Linked DNA regions of Homo sapiens: region 1 is linked to region 2. Evidence: chromatin loops called from intact Hi-C (ENCODE). Cell type or tissue: dorsolateral prefrontal cortex. All regions are shown on one strand. Region 1 overlaps MTMR6 (myotubularin related protein 6). Region 2 has its middle 11 kb from the start of PABPC3.

The links. Peaks named below come from ENCODE experiments on the same cell type or tissue, not always from the same donor. Only the 100,000 strongest peaks of a DNase experiment are listed, where the experiment ranks them.
Region 1: a loop joins it to region 2, with 2.8 times the contacts of the local background. A loop is called at or near these places in 7 of 110 quality-filtered maps.

The regions. Positions count from the first base shown.
Region 1 is chr13:25,247,373-25,252,372 of GRCh38, forward strand. It overlaps MTMR6 (myotubularin related protein 6), which reads right to left. Exons shown (of 14, transcript NM_004685.5): 12 at 4,481-4,612; 13 at 4,277-4,403; 14 at 1-2,120. The coding sequence ends at 1,860. Among named protein-coding and RNA genes, the nearest start is that of MTMR6, 38 kb to the right of the region's middle. In dorsolateral prefrontal cortex, a CTCF peak has its summit at 1,979; a DNase peak (open chromatin) is centred at 1,959; H3K27ac peaks cover 3,046 bases.
Region 2 is chr13:25,082,330-25,087,329 of GRCh38, forward strand. No RefSeq gene overlaps it. Among named protein-coding and RNA genes, the nearest start is that of PABPC3, 11 kb to the right of the region's middle. In dorsolateral prefrontal cortex, CTCF peaks have their summits at 2,997 (motif pointing right) and 3,198; a DNase peak (open chromatin) is centred at 3,032; H3K4me3 peaks cover 949 bases; H3K27ac peaks cover 2,633 bases.

The DNA of each region.
Region 1 (5,000 bases), 170 kb after region 2:
TACACAGTCTGCTTTTGCCAACATATACCCTGTAGGTCACTTAAGATGTAACTGATTTCTCAGTCCACCTGTGAGCATATAAACACACAAATATATGTCTGAAGTTGAAGATTAAGATAATAAACCAGAGTTGAATACAAGAAGTCAGCCACAGAAGATTCTAAAACCACAATCAGTGACTGGAACACCAAGGCACAAAAACTTCCCTTTGTAGTCACAGAGATTAAGTTTCCATTCCCAGTGCTTAAATATGGAAGCAGGATTGGTTAATCACATACTATATTTTATAGTGCATTTCTGTTGCTGTTTAAAAAGGAATATTTTTTAAATTACATAATGTATTACAGAAAAGCATTGGAAAAATAAACAGGATAAGATAAGCTCTCATACAATAAAGTTTTTTTTGGTCTGAAAAAGATGTTTATATTCAAAACTAATATAATAGAGGTGTAACAGAAAGTAGCATGAGGAACACTATGCAAATTGCCTAATACTCGAATTGTACTTCATGCCACCATGTTATTTAAATTTTCAATTTTAAAGCCAGTTGGGTGATATTGCTAATTCCAAGTGATAGTTTTGGGGTTTTTATGTTTTGTTTCTTGTTTTTTGGTAATTTAAAGATATGTACTAGTACACAGAATAAACAGTAAATATAACATGGCAAAATGAAATCTTTCCCAGAGTTTATGTTGCTTTTGTTAAACAGTAACTTTGTACTAGAATCTCTTTTTTTTTCTATATTTAACAAGAAGAAAAATAATGCTCCACATAGAAATGACTTCAAAATTCATGCAACCATGCACAACCTAAACTATCTGTACTTCCCTTTTTTATTTACCCAAAAGTTTTTGAGTAAACTGAAAGTTAGATACTCCAGGAACAGCAACTCATTGAGCAATAAGGCAGTTTAAAAATATACATATACATGTACTATTCATTGTTTCTCAGAACAGTTTTAGAGCTTTAGCTCTTTAAACTTACACAGTTGTGAAAGAAATAAAGCCAACCACAAAATAAGAATCAATGGAATGCAGTAATCCATATATAAAAGACAGTCAAATGTGCTTATACGTATTCAAGAAATCAATATTCTAAGCTGTAAATAATAAATTATCAAATGTAGCACTAAACAAATTATGATCAGAATAAACCTTCAGTTTCATTAATTTTGAATACAAAAGTGGGGCAGGCTAAACGTGAACAGTGTACTTCTACAAGTGTTTATATAGAAGTATTGTAGCATGCACCCCCAGCAGTAATGAGAGCACAATTCTTTACAAACAAAACAAGGCTGACCAGAAGAAAAACAAAACAAAAAATCTTGTTGTAGGCTGTAAAACTTAAGGGTAAAGAATCCACTGGGAATTTAAGGCTTTCTTAGAAATATTTTTCATGGCACTTTAACATTAAATATCACTAAAAGGCAAAATATGTAAATATTCATAGTTACAAAGCTACATAATTGAAAGTACATGCCATATCATTTATTAAGAAACTATGTTGTCAAATTTTGTTTTCTTGAAGTTAAATTGTACTTAAGGAAGGTTATTTATGTTTGGCTGAATTAACATAAATCATAAACGTCAATTCACTAGTGTACAGTGCAAATTGTGTTTTGAGTAAATACATCAAATACCACTCATTTCTTACAGAACTGAATGTCATTCCTTGCTGGAAATGCAATTAAAATGACTTATTTCTCTCACAAGGGTAGTTATTATCCTTCCTTCAACTATTAGCCTACTGTTAAACCCTAAAATTGTTATTAGACAAATTCCTTTTGGTTATGCTTACAGACCATCCTCACAATAATCCTTTTCTTGTACTGCAATCATTGCAGAAAAAACTCTATGAGTCTAACAAGTCATTCTTGCCACACCATACTCTAAGCTGACCACAGCAGGTTCTGATTTAGAAAACTCTTCTGCATATTCACTATAACGATTATCTGCCGGGCTGCTGCCCTCTATAGTTCGAAGAGCATCATTTACGGGTAGCAGAGTCTGCTCTTTAAAACACAGGGAAGTTTTGAGGTTAGGTGATTCAGGATGAACTGAATGTAACAATTCCTTGGTGAGGATGCCATCTGTTTGCTTATTTTTGCGTTGTTTAATTTTCTAGAACAAACACAAATTTGAAAAAATTACTAATTGCATAAGCCACAATATGTTACATGAAAAAAGAAAACATGCTTTTGCAAAATATGTTCTCTGTATGTATAATGCAAAACTAAATCTCAAAAAAGTAGAAACATTTAATGCATATGACATGGTTGAAAATCCTAATTGTGTACAATTTTTTGCTGTGGAAAATTGTTAGTTTTTATATTTATTAAACAAACAATCCAGCAAGACTTGACTGCAGGCGATCACTAGGCTTCCACACTTAAAATGGACATATATTACCTAGAAAGCATAACAGGTAAACATTTATAATAAAAGAAATGTGTATGAAACATTCACCCTGAAAACACAACAAACAAACTTGTGTAGCTAAAGGGCTCACTGACTATATAGAGTTTTTCTTACATGGTTTTCCTACAGTGGTTTGTTAGGTAAAAATAACAGACTTTAAACACAACAGAACTTTACTTTTTTAACAGAAGATTTTTAAAGTGTCCTGTGGCAGAGTATCATGCTCTCCAAATTCTTGGACTGTCCCGATAATCTTGTATTACCTATTATCCTGGACTTGCCTCTCTTGACCATATCCTTCTACAATTTACTCAAGCAGTCATTACCTCTTTATCTAAAAGATGACTAAGGGAGACTCCTGCCTGAGAGGTAGATGAGACAGTCTTACTGTTATAACTGTCTAGGATTTAAAAAATATATATATACTTACTGATCCTTTTTGCTTATATAGGATGGCAGAAAAAAGATTATAGGAAAGTCTTAGGGTAGAGAGGGATTTGTTAAACAAGACACACACAGAAAGCATAAAACATTGAGCAATTTGACATGAAAATTCAAAACATCTATATATAGCATACCATAAATAAAGTGGAAAAGACAATAGGCTGGACAAAACCATTTGTAATATATATAACTAACAAAGAATTAGTGCCTGGCATATAAACAACTCTTACAAATCACTAAGAAAAAGGCAAATATGCCAACAGAAAAATGAGCAAAGGTTTGAACAGTCCATTCACAGAAAAGGAAAACCAAATGGCCAACAAATATGGAAAGTCATTTAACTTCATTTGTAATCATGGAAATCCAAAACTGAAAACAATTTAAATATTCATCCATAGCTGAATGGATAGACTGTGATATATTCATATAATATAAAGTTATATAGTAGTTACTAATAAAAAGATGAATAAAAGCTACATGTATCAACATGGATAAATGTCAAAACACTGTTGAGCAAAATGAAGCACATAAACAGTATGGTAACTTTTATATAGTTTTAAAACATCAGTTTCTTAAGCAGAGTGAAGGGTATATTGGCCTATACATTGTCTGTTTCCCTTTACAACTCATACAAACATTATAGATAGTCTTTGGTATTTTTTCAATACACAGTAAAAATATTTTAAGTCAAGAAAAACAGTATTATAAATTGTGATACATGGGTGAAGACTGGGTAAGAGTATAGAGGGTCTTCAAATAGATCTATGTTTTATTTCTTTTTTTTTTGTTTGTTTTTGTTTTGAGATGGAGTCTTGCTCTGTCACCCAGGCTGGAGTGCAGAGGCATGATCTTGGCTCACTGCAACCTCCGCCTCCCAGGTTCAAGCAATTCTCCTGCTTCAGCCTCCCAAGTAGCTGGGATTACAGGCATGCGCCACCATGCCCGGCTACTTTTTTGTTATTTTTTTAGTAGAGATGGGGTTTCACTGTGCTGACCAGGCTGGTCTCAAACTCTCCTGACCTGGTGATCCACCCGCCTCGGCCTCCCAAAGTGCTGGGATTACAGGCGTGAGCCACTGCGCCCGGCCTATGTTTTATTTCTTAAAACAAGAACAAGAAAGATCTGAGGCATATATAGTAAATGTTAAAATCCCACAAAAGCTAGCTGGTGGGTACACAGATAGTTATTATGTTTATCTATACGTTATGCTATATACTTCCGGTATTTTAATGTATTTTAAAATACAAAGAAAGTGATTCGAACTAACGTATTCAATCAAAGTAGGGATGACCTGATTTTGAAGAAACTGCTTACTTCAGAAGTTTATGTGCTGATTTACACCAACAATACAAATATTAGTCTAATCGTAAACTAATTTCACATTCCAAATATATTAGATACTTCAGAATACTTACAGATTCTAGGTCTTTAATATCTTTCTCTAATTGTTTATTTTGCTCATTCATATTCATAATTATATTAAATACAGACTGCCTAGGATGCAGTGTTCGATCAAATTGATGGTACATGTTCCTCCAAAACCTTTATGACAAAAAAAAGTTTCAATAAATTGTGTTTGAGAAAATTCAAGTATAAATACTCCAATGATGTCAACTTACTTAAAATTGAAAGATACTGTATTTGGCTCCAAAACTGTAAATCTGTGAGATTCGGAACTGTAGAGAGGATTTAAGTACTTCTTTTGGTCTTCCAAAAGAAATGGCCACAGGGAATAAGTCTTCTCCTTCAACCTTAATATAATGAGAAAAACACAGAGATCTTTCCTATAGATGCAAAGTAGTAATGGTAATATTCATTTTTATAAATCAGGCGATGGCTTCCGAAGCAGATTTAAATTTTAGTTTTTTCTTGTATTCACAGTCTAACCTTGTCTCAGAATTCTGTATTATCTCTATTCTCCTTTTTCATTCATAATTAGGTAATAAAGTCATGTTTCTTGAACACAACACAGGTATAACATTTTCTCTCACAACCATATATTTTAAGGGATTCCTCTCAACTCACACAATTTCAAAAACTTGGTCTCTGTTCCACCTACTTCAAATCACCACAAACATACACATAGAACAAGACACTAATGCATCTTTCTGTCTGGCCTTCTCTTAACCCCACGTCTGG
Region 2 (5,000 bases):
ATGCTAATATCCCCTGTATCTCCTCTAGTTAACCAATTTAAATAGAGTCATTTATTTCCTATGGGAACTCCTACTGATACAGAGCCCACTTACCACAATAGCAGCAACAAAAAAATTCATTGGAATTAATAAGTGAGAAATCACAGGAGCTATATAAAGAACATCAAAATCAACATAAAAAGACATAAACAAATGCAAAGACATTCATATACTTGTACAGGAAGTTTCAACATCCCAAAGATGGCAATTCTTCCTTAGCTCATTCACAAATCAAATACCAACAGATATTTTATTGTTTTGTTGCTGCTGTTGTTCTTGCATTATTAAACAAACCAGTTTTAACATTCACGTTGAAAATGAAACAAACAAGAATAGTTAGAAAAACTCTGAAAAAGAAGAGTAAATGTTAAAAAAAATTGCAATAATTATGAATTGAAGGAAAGACATGTTATCAAACAAAAAGCCTGGAAATATATCCAAATACTCACAAAATTTTCAACAAAAATTACATCTGAAATCAGTGGGGGGAAAGATAGACTAATAAATGGTTTAGGGAAAACAGGTAGCATTCTAGAAATAAAAATACAATTGAATTTGTATCTTATTCAACAGGAAAATGTCAAAACAAATCAAAGATTTAAATGTCAAAAATGGAATCAAAAGTATTAGAAGTAAACACCAGATAATTTTTTGTAATTTTAGAGTGGTGTCTTTGTTTTGTGCTGTTATAACAGAATGCCTGAGACTGAGTAATTTATAATAGACAGAAATGTATTTGGCTTATGCTTCTGAAAGCTGAGAAGTCTGGGATCAGGGAGCTGCATCTGGCTAGGGCTTTCTTACTGTGTCATCCCATGGTGGAAGGACAGAAGGGCCCAAGAGCACACATGAGACAGCAAGAGGAGAAGGAGGCTGAACTCATCTATTTATCAAGAATTCAATCCCCAAAACAGCATTAATTCATTCATGAGGGCAGAGTCATCATGGCCTAATCACATCTTAAAGGTCCCACCTCTCAACACCATTGCATTGGGGATTAAGTTTCCAACACATAAACTTGGAGGGATACATTCAAACTATAGCAAGCAGTAAAAGCCTTTCTAATTACAGTTGTTCTTCTGTATACTTGGGGGATTTATTCCAAGACCTCCCTCAGATATCAAAGCCCATGAATGCTCAAGTCTGTTATATAAAATGGTGTATTATTTGCATATAACCTATGCACATTCTCCTGTATACTTTAAATCATCCTTCTGCTTATAAGGATTACTTATAACACCTAATACAATGTAAATACTATGTAAATAGTGGTCCTATTTTTAAAAATTTGTATTATATTTATTATTGTATTGTTATTTTTTATTCTTTTTTTCTTAACATTTTCAATCCATGGTTTGGGTGCAGAACTCACAGATACTGACAGCCAACTGCATAACACAAAATCCAGAAGTTATTACAAAAAAATTTAAAACCTATATGACAAAAATAACATTATAAATAACGTCAAAAGATGAACTGTGAATAAAATAATGTGCTCCCAGAAATCCATAAGAAAAAAACCAACAATCCAATAGAAACATGACCAGAACAGACAATTAGCAGAAAAAGAAATACAAAAGACTTTAAGCATAAGAAAAGATGCTCAACTTTTCTCATAATAAGAGAAAAGCAAATTAAAACAACACTGAGAAATTACTACTCACTTCTCAGGTAGGAAAACTGAAAAATATGATAAAGTATTTCTGGCGAGGCTGTGGGAAAATAGGTTCTATCATACACAGCTCTTAGAAGTGTAAATTAGTACCAGCTCTAAGGAGGGCTGTTGACAACATTTATTAGAATTTCAAATGTGTTTACTTTTTGATCTAGCTTTCTATTCCTAGATATTTACTCTGCAGAAATATTTGCACAGTTGCAAAACTACATCTATACAAGCTGTGAGAATTGCAGATACCAGGATGAAATCACTCTTGTCAGACCCTGACAAACTAGGGCTGGGAATGCAGAAAGGAGGGGGTTCATGCTAGCATGTCTGAGATAAGAACTGTTTCAAAGGACTTTCTAAAAATCTGACAAGAAATCCTTTCACATCCTTTGCACATCTTCTGCCTTGCAAAGCTTGCACATTTCACCCGTATACATGTATTTCTATGACAAGATGCATCACCAGATATTCTTTAGGACTGCAACAATCCATATAAGATGCTCTGAAAAGAACACTTGCCCAGTAACAGCATCTCCATCAATAAACTGATGACAGTTCTGACTTTGAGCCACTGGAACCAATGAATTCTGCTTCTAAATAGCTTATGTTGAACCTCTCTTTTTGCCAGTAAAAGCTTTCCTTTACCCTTCTCTCACTTGTGGTTTGCCATTCCATGAATCCCAGATTATAATTCCCTTTTTCCATTCCAGAATAAATTCAATATATTTCGGGATAGTTTTCTCTAATGTCTTTTCTTTGGGTTGACGTAATCTGGTGTCAGAAGTGGGATGAAACAATTACCTTTGGAAGGGATCAGCGACCTTTGGGACAAGGCGAGGTACACACAATTGGGCCTTTTGTGCACTCCACCTCCACAGATTGCCTTTTTATTTTTCCTATCCAGATACAACTTCTCTCAGGTCAAGCTCCCTTCCTTGGTAGCAGTTGTCTGTTGACCTTATTCAGGATCTGGCTGGGTTAAGGGACCTTAGTAAAGGCTCTTGCTTCTGGGAATATTAAAGACTTTTTGTCTTTTCTGCCAAATCTTTTCTGGTACAAAGACAGTTTGTCTTTCTGGTTCTGGTAATGCACTTTTGGTTTCTGAGTATTTGCATACATTTACAGTTTTGTTTGCTGCTTGATTTTTTCCTTCTGTTTCCAAACATCTTTTGAGAACAAAATTTACTTTCTAAAAAGGTGGGCACAGTTGACCCTTTAAAAGCCATTAGGGCATTTGCCACCATTCTGCCAGGGATATCAGTCTCCAAAGAGAAGTCTCTCGCGTCAGGATAAACCGGGACACAGACAGAGAAGATTACCACTAGGGGGCCTGCCAGTTTCAAGAAAAGATGTATGCATCTAGAGAAAACTTGGTCACAGGTGGGGCGATTAGTGTACAGGCTCCAGCCATGTCAAACAAAACCCTGGGCCAGGCACACTAAAACAAACCCCTAAAATTCCCTGACAGGGCTTACAGATTTTTCTTTTGTTCTCAAGAGATTAATAAGAAGCAGAATGGGATCCCAAAATTCCAAAGGAGACAATAACGGTTCCCCTTCTGAGAACGCTGCAGGCCATATGTCAAAAAATTATCCTCCCAATGGAAAGAGTACACCAAAACTAATTTGGAGCTTCAGTAACCATCATAAGGGTCTTTTGAGTTCCTCCAAACTTGTCTTTCTTAGGACAAAATTAGAAGACTCTGGTCCTAAAATTAAACAATCCAAATGGGAGGCCTACTTCAACTGGCACCTAAAAGGTTCTAAGCACATTCAGGATTCTAACATTGCCTCCCTGCAAGACACTGTCCCCAAATTAACTGAGAAAAACAGTTAGGGAAAGATGACAAAGCCTTGGAGGCCCAGACTTTTTCCTCCCTGAAGGGGACCTCCCTTCTCTCTCCTCTGTCCCCTGTCTCCATCCTCCTTTGGCTGAAATGCCTTTCCCTCTAGATTCCTCAGCTCCTACTACCCTGAACCTGATCCTGTTAAAACCTGTCCTTCTAAAGTTAAGCTCACTAATGATTCCTCTAACCCCCACGTTTCTCATGTTCCTTGGTGCAAGGCTGAACTACAAGTCGCTGCAAAGAATTCCCAAAGTCTCTGAGGACCCTGACCAGCTTGCTGATGAATTCAACGTGGTAATTCAAGTGGATTAACCAGGAATTCTCATCTAGGCCAGAGGTTCACATGCCTGTTGGTGAAGGTCAGGCCCAATGCTGGATGGCCTAGGCTCGTTGACATGGCCCTGAGAAGGATTTAGATAAATATACATCCGAAGACTGTGAAAAAACCCAAAGCATGGCAAAAAAAGAACCTTCACAAGGCTATTCTGGAGGCTTTTCCTAAAACCTTAGGCTGAAATAAAATCAGGCCTGTACCCAAGATCATAATGAGCCAGTTTATAATTACTATAGTCAGCCTCAGGTTGCATTTTTTAAAAATTCTGAATTACCTGTAGATGTAGATTCTACTCAAGTAGTCTTTCATTTTATGTTGTGAAAGCCTTTTCTCAAGAATTTCCCCAGCTTGTTGAAAAAGCCCATGTAGGACTGGGCACAGTGGCTCATGCCTGTAATTCCAGCACTTTGAGAGGCTAAGATGAGAGGATTGCTTAAGACCAGGATTTGAAACCAGCCTGGGCAACATAGTGAGACCCCATCTCTACAAAAAAAATTTCAAAATTAGCTGGATATGGTGGTGCACACCTGTAGTCCCAGCTACTCGGGAGGCTGAAGTTGGAGGGTCACTGGAGCCTGGGAGTTGGAGGCTCCAGTAAGCTGTGATCAGGCCACTGTAATCCAGCCTGAGCAACAGAGTGAGACCCTGTCACACACACAAAAAAAGGGGAAAGAGCCCACATAAAATAGAAAACTATGCTCACTTCTGGTAGAGCTAATTTGACAAATCAGCTTGCCCACACACTTCAGGACGTTAATAAAAATAAAACCACTAAAGTTCTTTTGTTTTAAAACTTTTATTTTAGGTTCAGGGTACATGTGCAGGTTTGTTATATAGTAAACTCACGTCACAGGGGTTGGTTGTACAGATTATTTTGTCACCAGGTACTAAGCCTAGTACCCAATAGTTATTTTTTCTGATCCTCTCCCTCTGCCACCCTCCCGCCTCAAGAAGGATCCAGTATCTGTCGCTCCCCTCTTGTGTCCATGTGTTCTTATCATTTATCTCCCACTTACAAGTGAGAACATGTGGTATTTGGTTTTCTGTTCCTGCTTTAGTTTGCTAAGGATGATGGCATCCAGCTCCATCCATGTTCCTGCAAAAGATATGATCTT